2 separate regions of the Homo sapiens genome follow, and region 2 is linked to region 1. Evidence: read pairs that join two places in POLR2A ChIA-PET (ENCODE). Cell type or tissue: endothelial cell of umbilical vein. All regions are shown on one strand. Each heading gives the region's core, and the rest is flanking DNA. Links, peaks and the distances in the headings are about the cores only. Region 1 has its middle 190 kb from the start of BANK1. Region 2 overlaps BANK1 (B cell scaffold protein with ankyrin repeats 1).

Evidence for each region. ChIA-PET counts read pairs that join two places held together with the same protein. Peaks named below come from ENCODE experiments on the same cell type or tissue, not always from the same donor. Only the 100,000 strongest peaks of a DNase experiment are listed, where the experiment ranks them.
Region 2: POLR2A ChIA-PET joins it to region 1 with 5 read pairs; 2 of 35 experiments call an interaction of 5 or more read pairs at or near these places.

The regions. Positions count from the first base shown.
Region 1 is chr4:101,596,795-101,602,183 of GRCh38, reverse strand. No RefSeq gene overlaps it. Among named protein-coding and RNA genes, the nearest start is that of BANK1, 190 kb to the left of the region's middle. In endothelial cell of umbilical vein, for the core only: no CTCF peak of the experiment used is centred there; DNase peaks (open chromatin) are centred at 1,793 and 2,283.
Region 2 is chr4:101,953,881-101,959,269 of GRCh38, reverse strand. The region is part of intron 7 of BANK1 (B cell scaffold protein with ankyrin repeats 1); the gene reads right to left. Among named protein-coding and RNA genes, the nearest start is that of BANK1, 170 kb to the right of the region's middle. RefSeq lists enhancers at 5,044-5,338, 4,916-5,389. In endothelial cell of umbilical vein, for the core only: no CTCF peak of the experiment used is centred there; a DNase peak (open chromatin) is centred at 2,979.

The sequences.
Region 1 (5,389 bases), core at 302-5,301:
TTGAAATTTTAACTTTTTGGTTCTTTTGTGGTAACACTTAGCTTAAAACACAAACTCATTGTGCAGAGCCACAAATATATTTTCTTTCTTTATATGCTTATTCTATAAGCTCTTTTCTACTTTAATTTGTTTTTCTTTTTAAACTTTTTTGTTAGAAAAATAAGCCACCAACACTTATTAGCCTATGCCTACAGAGGGTAAGTATCATCAATGTCACTGTCTCCCATCTCCACATCTTGTTCCACTGGAAGGTCTTTAGAGGCAATAACATGCATGGAGCTGTCATCTCCTGTGATAACAATGCTGTCTTCTGGAATATCTCCTGAAGGACCTGCTTGAGGTTGTTTTACAGTTAACTTTTTTGTATGTAAGTAGAAGGAATGCACTCTAAAAAAACTATATAAATTATAATATAGTAAATACATAAACCAGTAACATAGTCATTTATTATCATTATCAAGTATCATGCACAGACATAATTGTATGTGTGACAGTTTTACAGGACTGCGGCAGAGTATGTTTGTTTCTACCAGCCTCACTACAATAATGACACTGCAACATTGTACTATGACATTACAACAGCCACAGCATCACTGAGTGATAGGAATTTTTCAGTTGTATTAAAATCTTATAGGACCACTATTGTACATTTGGTTGGTCCATTGTTGAGAAAAACATTATTATGCAGGGCATGACTGTATATAAAAATATATATGATAGTTTCTTTTATCAAAAATGGGATCATATTATACTTCTACTTTTTGGCCCACTTAATTACAGATCTGCCACTACTAGCTGTGTGTCAAATTTCTTAATTGCTCCATCTTAATTTCCTCATCTATAACACGGGCATTAACAACAGTCCTTGTGTTGTTTCATATGTTGCTCACTGGCATAACAACAGGGTTGTTATGAGGATTAAATGAGTTGATGCTTGTGAAATGCTTAAAATAGTTTTTTTTTTTTTTATTGTTTTGTTTGTTTGTTTTTTGGAGACGGAGTCTTGCCCTGTCGCCCAGGCTGGAGTGCAGTAATGAGATCTCAGCTCACTGCAACCTCTGCCTCCCAGATTCAAGTGATTCTCCTGTCTCAGCCTCCCAAGTAGCTAATTGTTTTGTATTTTTAGTAGAGAAAAGATTTCACTATGTTGCCCAGGCTGGTCTTGAACTCCTGACCTCAGGTGATCCACCCACCTCAGCCTCCCAAAGTGCTGGGATTACAGGCATGAGCCACTGTGCCCAGCAAAATATTATTCAATAAATGTTATTATTATACTACAATCTATTATATACTTTCTTACTGTTTGTCATATGAACTACAGCCAATTAATCCCTTCATTATGCAGATGAGAAACATGAAGCTCAAAGAGGATAATTACCTTGACAATTTAACAATGTTCCTAACAGAACCAGAATGCCAGGACTTTTCTCAGTACTTTCTCTTCTTAACACCAACAGAACAGCTAGTAGCAAGAGACCTTACTAGATGCACAGCCCCGTGCTGAGAACTTTGCATCCATTAATTCACATGATCCCGACAAATAACCTTAAAAAGGCAATTACTATTATGATTCTAATCTTATCCATGAAGAAACTAGGACCTATACCAGTTCTAAGCGAGCAGACTTTGCCTAAGAAGTCACAACTAGCAAGCTGCAGAGCCAGATTTCAATTCAGGTATTTCTGACTCAGAAGCCTTTGCCTTAAAACATAATCCTATGCCTTATCACATGAGGATTTCCTCATATTAATGGGGATTTCCTCATGCTAATGGTGATTTGCCAGTAAATCTCTAAAAGTCATTAAGACTATCAAGGTCATTAAGATAGCATGATTCTCCAATGAGCTAACTTATTATAAAGGGACTTAAGTACCATGAAGATTCCAGCAGCCAGACATTCAAAGTTCTGACTTAATTCACCTTAGATGTATATTTCTACTTTCTGCCTCGCAGTTCCTCAGGCACACCTGCAACATGAAAGCCCCCTCTGTACTCATATCTCACTCAGTACACCTTCCACTTTCCTTCAAAAAAATAAAAAAAAAAGAAAACCAGTTGCTTTTTGTTGAGTTTTGAAAACCGCTGCAGTAACAGGAGTACGATGTGGGGATCTTAGATTCTTCTCAAATGGTCAGGGAGGGATTAGGGTATTTGTTAGGCCTAATCTCACCATGCTCTCTCGAGACTGTAGGATACATTTTCAGCAATGCAGGAAGAAGCAGGCATGCTGCAAATGTTGAATAGATTTGTTTATGAGCTAGGACAGAAGGTCATATTTCCCGTTTTGAATAGGAAAAAATCCTAGGCAATCTTTTGTGTTGAAATATGAAATTATTCCATCCTTTCAATTCTTTGCTGCTTTTACATATTGCTCACTTGTATTTCATAGTGAGTCATGCCTGCAGCAATCTAAGGCTTGTCTTGCTTCATTGTAACCACCTGCTTTCTCATCAGCTCAATTGATGAAAACTTCAAGTGCAACTACAATATATGTTTTTACTGATTTTTGTGGCCAAACAAAAGCCTTCAAATGAATGTTGGGAAACTACCGCCACGTATTTTGCCCATAAACACAAAAACTCCAATATTCAAGGGGACAACTGGCCACTTAAGTATTAGAATTTTACAAGTTCATTTCATAGACTGGTTACAAAAACTTTACAGAGCATTTTATCTTTATAAACAGTCAGAAGCTTCCCTTCTTTAGTTGAATATGCATTTTTGCTCAGGTGAGTTCCTGATAGAAGATGCCAATATTCTATAAAACACTTTGGATAATGTGATTGTTAATTTTATGTCACCTTGACTAATCTAAGTGATGCCCAATAGGGGTAAAATATTACTTTTGTGTGTGCCTGGGAAGGTGTTTTCTGAAGAAAATAGACTGAGTAAGGAAGATCGCCTTCACCAATGTGGGTGAGGCCCAACAAAAAAAACAGACGGGTGAGTTTGCTCTCTCTGTTAGAGCTGGGCCATTCATCTTCTCCTGCCCTGAGACATCAGTGCTCTTGGTTCTTGGGCCTTTGGACTCCGAAACTTACACTACTGATGACCCTTGTTCTCAGGACTTCAGTTTGTACTGAAATTACACCACTGGCTTTCCTCGGCCCCCAGTTTGCAGGGGACAGCCTGCAGGACTTCTCCGCTTCCATAATCATATGCATCAATTTCTCATAATGAATATATTTCTATATATCTATATATAATATTGGTTCTCTTTCTCTGGAGAACCTTGACTAATGCGGGAAATAATGATAAACCCAAGGAAGCAAACAAGATAATAAGGATTTGAAAAATAAAGTAACTATTTACCATCCTACATATTAATCCACCCAATTAGCTCTGAAATCAGTTAGCATAAACTGTAAGAGTTAAGAGTACAAGAGCCTGCTGCAGGAAAACAGTTTAAACCAATCAGAGACATATAATGTTATTTCTTCAAACAGTGAAGATTAAGTAAATGCAATCATGCATGTAAATATATGTATGTAAATCATGTGTGCAATGTATGTATGTACAGTGCTGAACATAGATGCTGAAAAATAGTTAATGAACTTTTCCCTTAACATTTACCTTTGGAGATTAACATAATTATTTATAAATCTGGTGAAAGATGTAGATATTCTCCCCCAAACATACCCAGAAGCATTTGCATCTCAAAATTTTACCACTGGGATAAGGGACAAAGATCTAAAGCCCATCCAAGCAACGCCGATAAGAACTTACATAGTCCACAGATAAGGAGAAGGAACAAACTACTCCCTTCAAGAAGCCTTCCCCTAACTAACTGCTATTCTTTCTATAACCCTATCATGGGAATTAACATTCTCATTCCAGCCTACAAGCTTTCCCTATACTATATAAACCTTTGGAAACACTGCAGTGTGCTAACAAAGTTGCTACAGTTAAATTTTAGAATGTCCTCTGGGATTCAATTAAATTCAAGAAATATCTATTTTGCAAATCACTAATAAAGTTGTACTAAGGGTTTTCTCAAAATTCTTTTTGTGCTATGAGTTCAAGATTCTGAGAATATTTTGTTTATATTTTGCCTTTATTTTTCATATTTACAAATGTGGCTTTCTGGTATTAGATACTTTATGTCATATATCATTTTCTTAAGCATTACGATGTTCAAAGTTCAGATCTATTTTATAGCTCTTATTATTAGATCTAATATATTGCATGAGTTTAAAAACAATGAATTCAAGACATATACATGGACTAGCACTGCAATTTTCAATCCTAGAGTCTGTGTATGTATATTAGTGCTTAAGAAAGTTAACTTGGAGTTCTTTAACTTTCACAAGACTTAGAGTTGCTGATGAAACAAACAAATGAAAATCTCCACAGGCTTGTTTAGGATTTGCCATAAAGCATAGCATGAATACAGGGTTTAGATCCAAATACGTGTATGGCTTTGGTTGGAATGCTTAAGTCAAGGTGAATCCACACAACTACAAGGGTACCTTATAGTTCTGGATAATTACAGAGTTGTTTTCCCACCAAGCAGCTAAGAGTTAAAGAGATGATTCTAACCCAAACCCTGCAACTAATTGTGTGCTAAGTAAATCATCTAATCTCACCAGATATTCATTATCTAATCCACAACGTAAGAATATTTTAAAGATGGTTTTCATTCCCTTTTACCTCTAAACTATGGACTGTATATAGGTAACTCAGTAATTAGACAGTAGGAAGAAACAAACTGAGGATGGTTGACAGTGTGAAGCATTTGCCTTCTGGTGGATTATACCACTCATGAGCCAGTAAACTCACCACCAGGGGGAGGAGGAAAACCCTGATCTGTGACATTTGCCAATTTCAGTGGTGTAAATATTCCCGCCATTGCCAATTTCAAGCTGCTTATGTGATGTGAATGAACACAAAGTTTGGAAGAGATCTGCATATTCAACTCTCAGGAACTGGTATGAGCACACTCCTAGGACACCTGTGACTCCAGTTTCTACATCCAAGTCTTAGTCTTAAGCTACAGATGAAAAATATTCTTTACCAATTTAAAAGGATGCCTTAACAACAAACCAAGCCAAAGCTTTGCTGAGAAACATTTTCCTATTTGGATGAAAAGATACACAGTACCCATTTGTTTTGGCCTTGGGGAAATAAAAGTGCAAACTAATATCCCTAAATGAAATGCACAAAACACATCTCAGTTTCACTTCCCACTAAAGTAGGTTGCAAGTTTGCAAATTCTCATTCAACAGAGGAGCTCATGTGAGTCCTTTCATTCAGATTGGCTGGCAATATTTCTCTTAACATCACGCTACATTTATACAAAACAAAGTTGAGGAACAACCTAAACTTGGAAAAGTTTCAAATGAATAATTCAATTGAACACATGCAGAAATCTGCAGAAAACAGATCTTTC
Region 2 (5,389 bases), core at 222-5,221, 360 kb before region 1:
TACTTGGGAGGCCGAGGCATAAGAATTGCTTGAACCCAGGAGGTGGAGGTTGCAGTGAGCTGAAATTGCGCCATTGCACTCCAGCAGCCTGGGCGACAGAGTGAGACTCTGTCTCAAAAAAAAAACAAAAACAAACAAACTACTCTCTAGGAAGCAGAATAATAATAGTTTTTAGTACTGAAAGTAAACATCTTCAGCTGGAAATAAGGTTTTCCTGGTGCATAGTGTCTGCCTTCAACTTTCTTGCTATAATCATGAATCCATATGGGAGAGCTGATTTTACAGGACCATCCGCAAGTTTTTTACACCAAAGTGAAATTATCAACACACGTAAAGCTTTCACATAATCCTCTCAAATACTTGATCATCTATATTCTCAGCTAGTTGAGGTGTAAGAGTTTCCCAAAATACCTGCACTGTCATTCAGTCTACCACTAGAGTTTTGGACTGCAGCCACTGTGCTAGCAGCAAAGCAGCACTTGCTGCATCAAGAACTCTGCCGAGAAGAGCATGTGTAGAGAGGATGGATGTCAGTATCCATTATCCACACAATTGCATGGGATCCTGCTGACATCCTTATGTCCACATGCTTAGCTCATCAGAATTCATTTTGCGGCAAGGTGGCCATAGTAGAGTGATCACTGCCAGGTGAGCACAATAAATGTTTTAAGGAAATGATGAAGTATGTCTTTGAATAGAAAAGTAGTCCTTTGAAATTCTGGAAAAATAGCAGCAGATGGGCCAAGCTGGCATCCAACTATCACAAACAGCAAGAAATATTTTAAGAAAAAAAAAAAAAAAAAAAGCATGGGGGGCAGTCTGCAAAGCAAAGACAAAAAAAAAAAAAGTGTTTGTAGCATGACAGTAAAAAGGGCATGGGTTTTAATCTCAGACTTGTTTTTAAATCCCAGCTATTTAATTTACTATTCCATTTTGGAAAACTGTGTAGCAACTTTGAGTCTCAATTTAAAAAAATATCTATAAAATGGGGATGGTAGTGTCTTTCTTGCAGAATTACTGTAAGGATTCAGTAAATCAAACACCTAGCCTAGTGTCCAGCACATATCAGATAATAAATAGATGGTTAAGTATAAACAAACATTGACGCCTAAATAACAAACCTAGGCCAGGAGCGGTGGCTCACACCTGTAATCCCAGCACTTTGGGAGGCCGAGGTGGGCAGATCACGGGGTCAGGAGAGCGAGACCATCCTGGCTAACACGGTGAAGCCCTGTCTCTACTAAAAATACAAACAAAATTAGCCAGACGTGGTGGCAGGCACCTATAGTCCCAGCTACTCGGGAGGCTGAGGCAGGAGAATGGTGTGAACCTGGGAGGCGGAGCTTTCAGTGAGCTGAGATCAGGCCACTGCATTCCAGCCTGGGCGACAGAGCGAGACTCCGTCTCAAAAAAAAAAAAAAAAAAGCAAAAAACAAAAAACAAAAAACAAAAACACAACAACAACAAACCTAAAGATAGTTTTCACAAACACAGAGTGGAGAAAGAAGTTTGGCTTCAAAGTTTGTGTTTCCAGTTATGCTTACAGCATCAGGATCTTCAAACCAAAGCTTAATACATTAAATAAAATTCAAGACTTTTTCTCTCTTTAAGTGGAAAATGCAAACACTTTCAAATTTTTCATATAATTTGGAAATATTCAAAAAGTGGAAGGTCAGTGTCCCAAGAGTTTTCCCTTCTAAGTTTCCAGGATGAGTCCAACCAGTATTTTCTTGATGATGTATAAACTTCCCCTAAGCTTGTGAGTCTTTGTGGACTCATAGACGAGAACTCAATCGAGAAAAGGCTGTGTGTTACCCAAATAGTGGCTTCTTCTGAGAGAGGATAGTGTCTGGTAGGCCCCAAATAATCACAAGACAGTAGTTTGCTTCTTAGAAGAATAAAGCCTGTTTCAATGGTAGGTAACAGGAGCTAGGGGCCATAGGAAGATAGGTAAGACAGCTAAGTAGTAATATTCCCAGTCTATGGAATCCTGAAAGAGTGGCTATGAGACTGAAGGAGGGAAAGGATGAACAGCTGAGACCAAGGTAGCCATACTACTTAACCTAAAGAAAGGTAAAATGCAGAGATATAGCTTAGACAGGTTAGATCAGCAAAGGCATTTCTTGCGTTAACTAAAGGAGATTCTGTATCTTCTCATTAGTATGTGTTCTGGTGAAATTAAGCTTATAACTGATAGAAGGGAATGGATTCACTCGCTATACTATCATAGGAAAATAAAAATGGTCGTAGGAACTTAGGAAGGAGATGATGGGCATAATCTTTTTGTACTGAGCGGCAGCAAGGCCTGGGCAAGATCAAGATATGAAAACTGGGTTCTGGCAAGGACCCTATTTTTAAATTATCTGATGTTGAGTAATTCACTTGCATTCCTTAAATTGTCAATTTTCTATCTGTACTATGAGGACCCTGAGCTTTCTCCCTTCTATATAATTCTATGCCTAAGAGGAGAAAAAACAAACAAACAAAATGATCAATCAGTTTCATTACAAATTTCAAGGGAGCATTTTTTTTATTCTCTTTGTTCTACATTGGCAGGAAGGCAGAGCAAGGTGGGAACTGAGGATAAGGGATGAGTGCTGAAATGTTCTTGGTTTCCTCTCCAGATAAGCAGAGAGTTTAAGCTTCATTGTTAGCCTGCCGCTTCTCCAAGTCTGGATATCATCCTCAAGTGCTACATTCTAGATCTGTTACCAGTGTGATGTGCTTTTAGAGGTTAGGGTATTACCAAGGGGACTGCCTAAACTGCCTGAAATAGATGATGTCTAGGACTTTTGGATGAGCGAGGATCTTTTATTTTAACTCTCTGCTCTGAGTTTGCAACCACAATTTAAAAGAATAAAAAACAAAACACAAAATGGGGTAGTATTACAATTGCCTGCATAGTGGGAATTTTCTGAAGGCAAAGACATGATAAGAAACAAAATGATATGCCCGGTTTCCATGGAAATACAGGATAGAGCCTTGAGGAAGTAGAGGTCACTTAGTTCACTTTTTTTCCATGCAGGAGTCCAACAGGTGGCTGCCTGCCTTTGCTCAAACAATCCAGTGACAAAAAACATAGTCAAGGAGCAGTCTTCCTTGTTTTGAGTCCCAAATTATATTTTTTTTGTATTTCCAAAAGATCACATAGAAAACTCTATTTTAAAATAATCTTACGTTTAATGAAAAGGGTAGTGGCATTTTCTAAAAAAATCTATAGGAGTTATTCTGAAAACACTTATTTTGGAAATATTTTATTTTTCTTTTTGGGTTGAAAGTTACTGAGTAGTCACTATACAAATATTGTGCTGTATGTTCTACATCAATTATTTCCAATTATTTCATTTAACCTCCACAACAAGATATAAATAAGCACTACACTACTGTGCTCGTTTTACAGAGTAAAAAACAGTGCTGTGCCTCAGGAAACATTTATGGCTAATTGATGGAACTTGGATGTAAGCACAGACTCATAATCATAAAGTTAAGTTACTATGAAACAAATTTGTAGCTTATTTTTCATTAAATATAGGTTTTTACATGGGACTTTTGGAGAATTTTACAACTCAAAAATGTCAATGATCTTATATCAATAATTTTAACCAAGGAAACAATCATTAAAGAGACAATTTTCCCCTGAGCAAGAAACCGAGTATCAAATTCCTGTTACATAACTATGCTGCATTATCTTTCAAGAGGTTGATGGTAGAATAATATACAGGACATCATTTGTCTTGTTTTATATGATGGAATAACAACTTAAGTGGCAAAATTCATGGCATCAAAGGAAAAAAAAAGACACTGGCTCTAACTATGTGGCAGTATTATAGATAGAAGGAAGGGCATCTAAACTGCACTAGGAAATGAAAATCAAGTTATGTCAGCAACACTGAGAGACAAGAAAGAGATCTAGTCTAAGACCTGATAAATTTCTTTTTTCTTATCTCAATCCAGAAATGAATCTTTTGAACAATCTATTTGAATGTGTAGTACACCAGTAAATACAATGCCAGTGCCAGAAAGATATATATTCCCATGTTAACCGTATCATCTCTTTTAGTAATGATTTTATTGCTGTTTCTGGCTGCTCGCTTGGTCTAATGTGCTCTCTCTTGCTGCTTCATTGCTCGCATGAGCAACAGCTAATCTATCATCCCCTTTCTACAGCACCTGTCACTGTAGCTTTTATGAGTTGTAAATGAGGACTGCACAGCTTATGCCCACAGAACTAACACATGAACATAATCTTTCATTAAGAAAGGTTTTTTTCTTTTCATTAATTAATTTAACTCATGCTTACCTATCACTGACCTTTATATTTCTAATGTTTGCCTCTACAAGCCATACCTTGCTCTCTGAGAAAAACGAACAAAAATTTGGAAAATGTTCCTAAGGTGCTCAAAACTGCTGTCTCATCTAGCAGTAAAAGATTCCTTTTTGGTGAACCACAAATTTTCTTCCCTTTGTAATTTCAATGTGTGTAGCATTACATAAAATACTTATGTTTCAGTAATTGCACATGGTTTTCAAAAATTCTACTTACAAAAATGATGGCATGTTGGCAAACTGTGGTAACAATCAACTTAGAACAATCCACAAAATTCCATGACTATAAGCTCCTGGGTATATATTTTTCCCTACTATTATCTTGGTACATTTTTTTTGTCAGCATGCCAGCCCTCCAAGTGCTTGTCATGTCTCTTCCCTCATCAATCCAATCACCTCACTGGCTGACTGCTTAACAAAAGAGAGTTCTGGTACCATGGGGTTTACTACCACCTTTTCTAGGCCTACTAATGTTTACCTGGCTTCGTTTAGATTTGATCTTCTTGCTAAATGTGAAGAGCAGGACTCCACAAATGAACACTAACTATTCCAGAATATAAAAATCACCTTGATTATTTCTACTAAGTGAGGTTTCCTGACCAACATGTTGTGAGTTGAACTGTCTCTTCCTAAAAGGTATGCTGGAGTCCTAATTCCTGGTACCTCTGAATGTAACCTTATTTGAAGATAGAGTCTTTGCAGATGTAATCAAATGAAGATGAGGTCATACCAGATGAGAATGTGCTGAGTTCATTGACTGATGTCCTTTTAAGAGAGCCTTGTGAAGACACGGACACAGAGATACACACAGGGAAAACATATTGTGAAGACCGAGGCAATGCAGCTGGAATTCAAGGAATGTCAAGAATTACTGGCAACCACCGGAAGCTAGGAGAGAGGCAAGGAATAGATTCTTCCTCGGGTCTCCAGAAAGAACAAACTCTGCAGACACACCTTGATTTCAGACTTCTAGCCTGCAGTACTATGAAAAAACAAATTTCTGTTGCTTTTAGCTACCCAGTTTGTGGTAATTTGCTACAACAGCCCTAGAAAACAAATACAG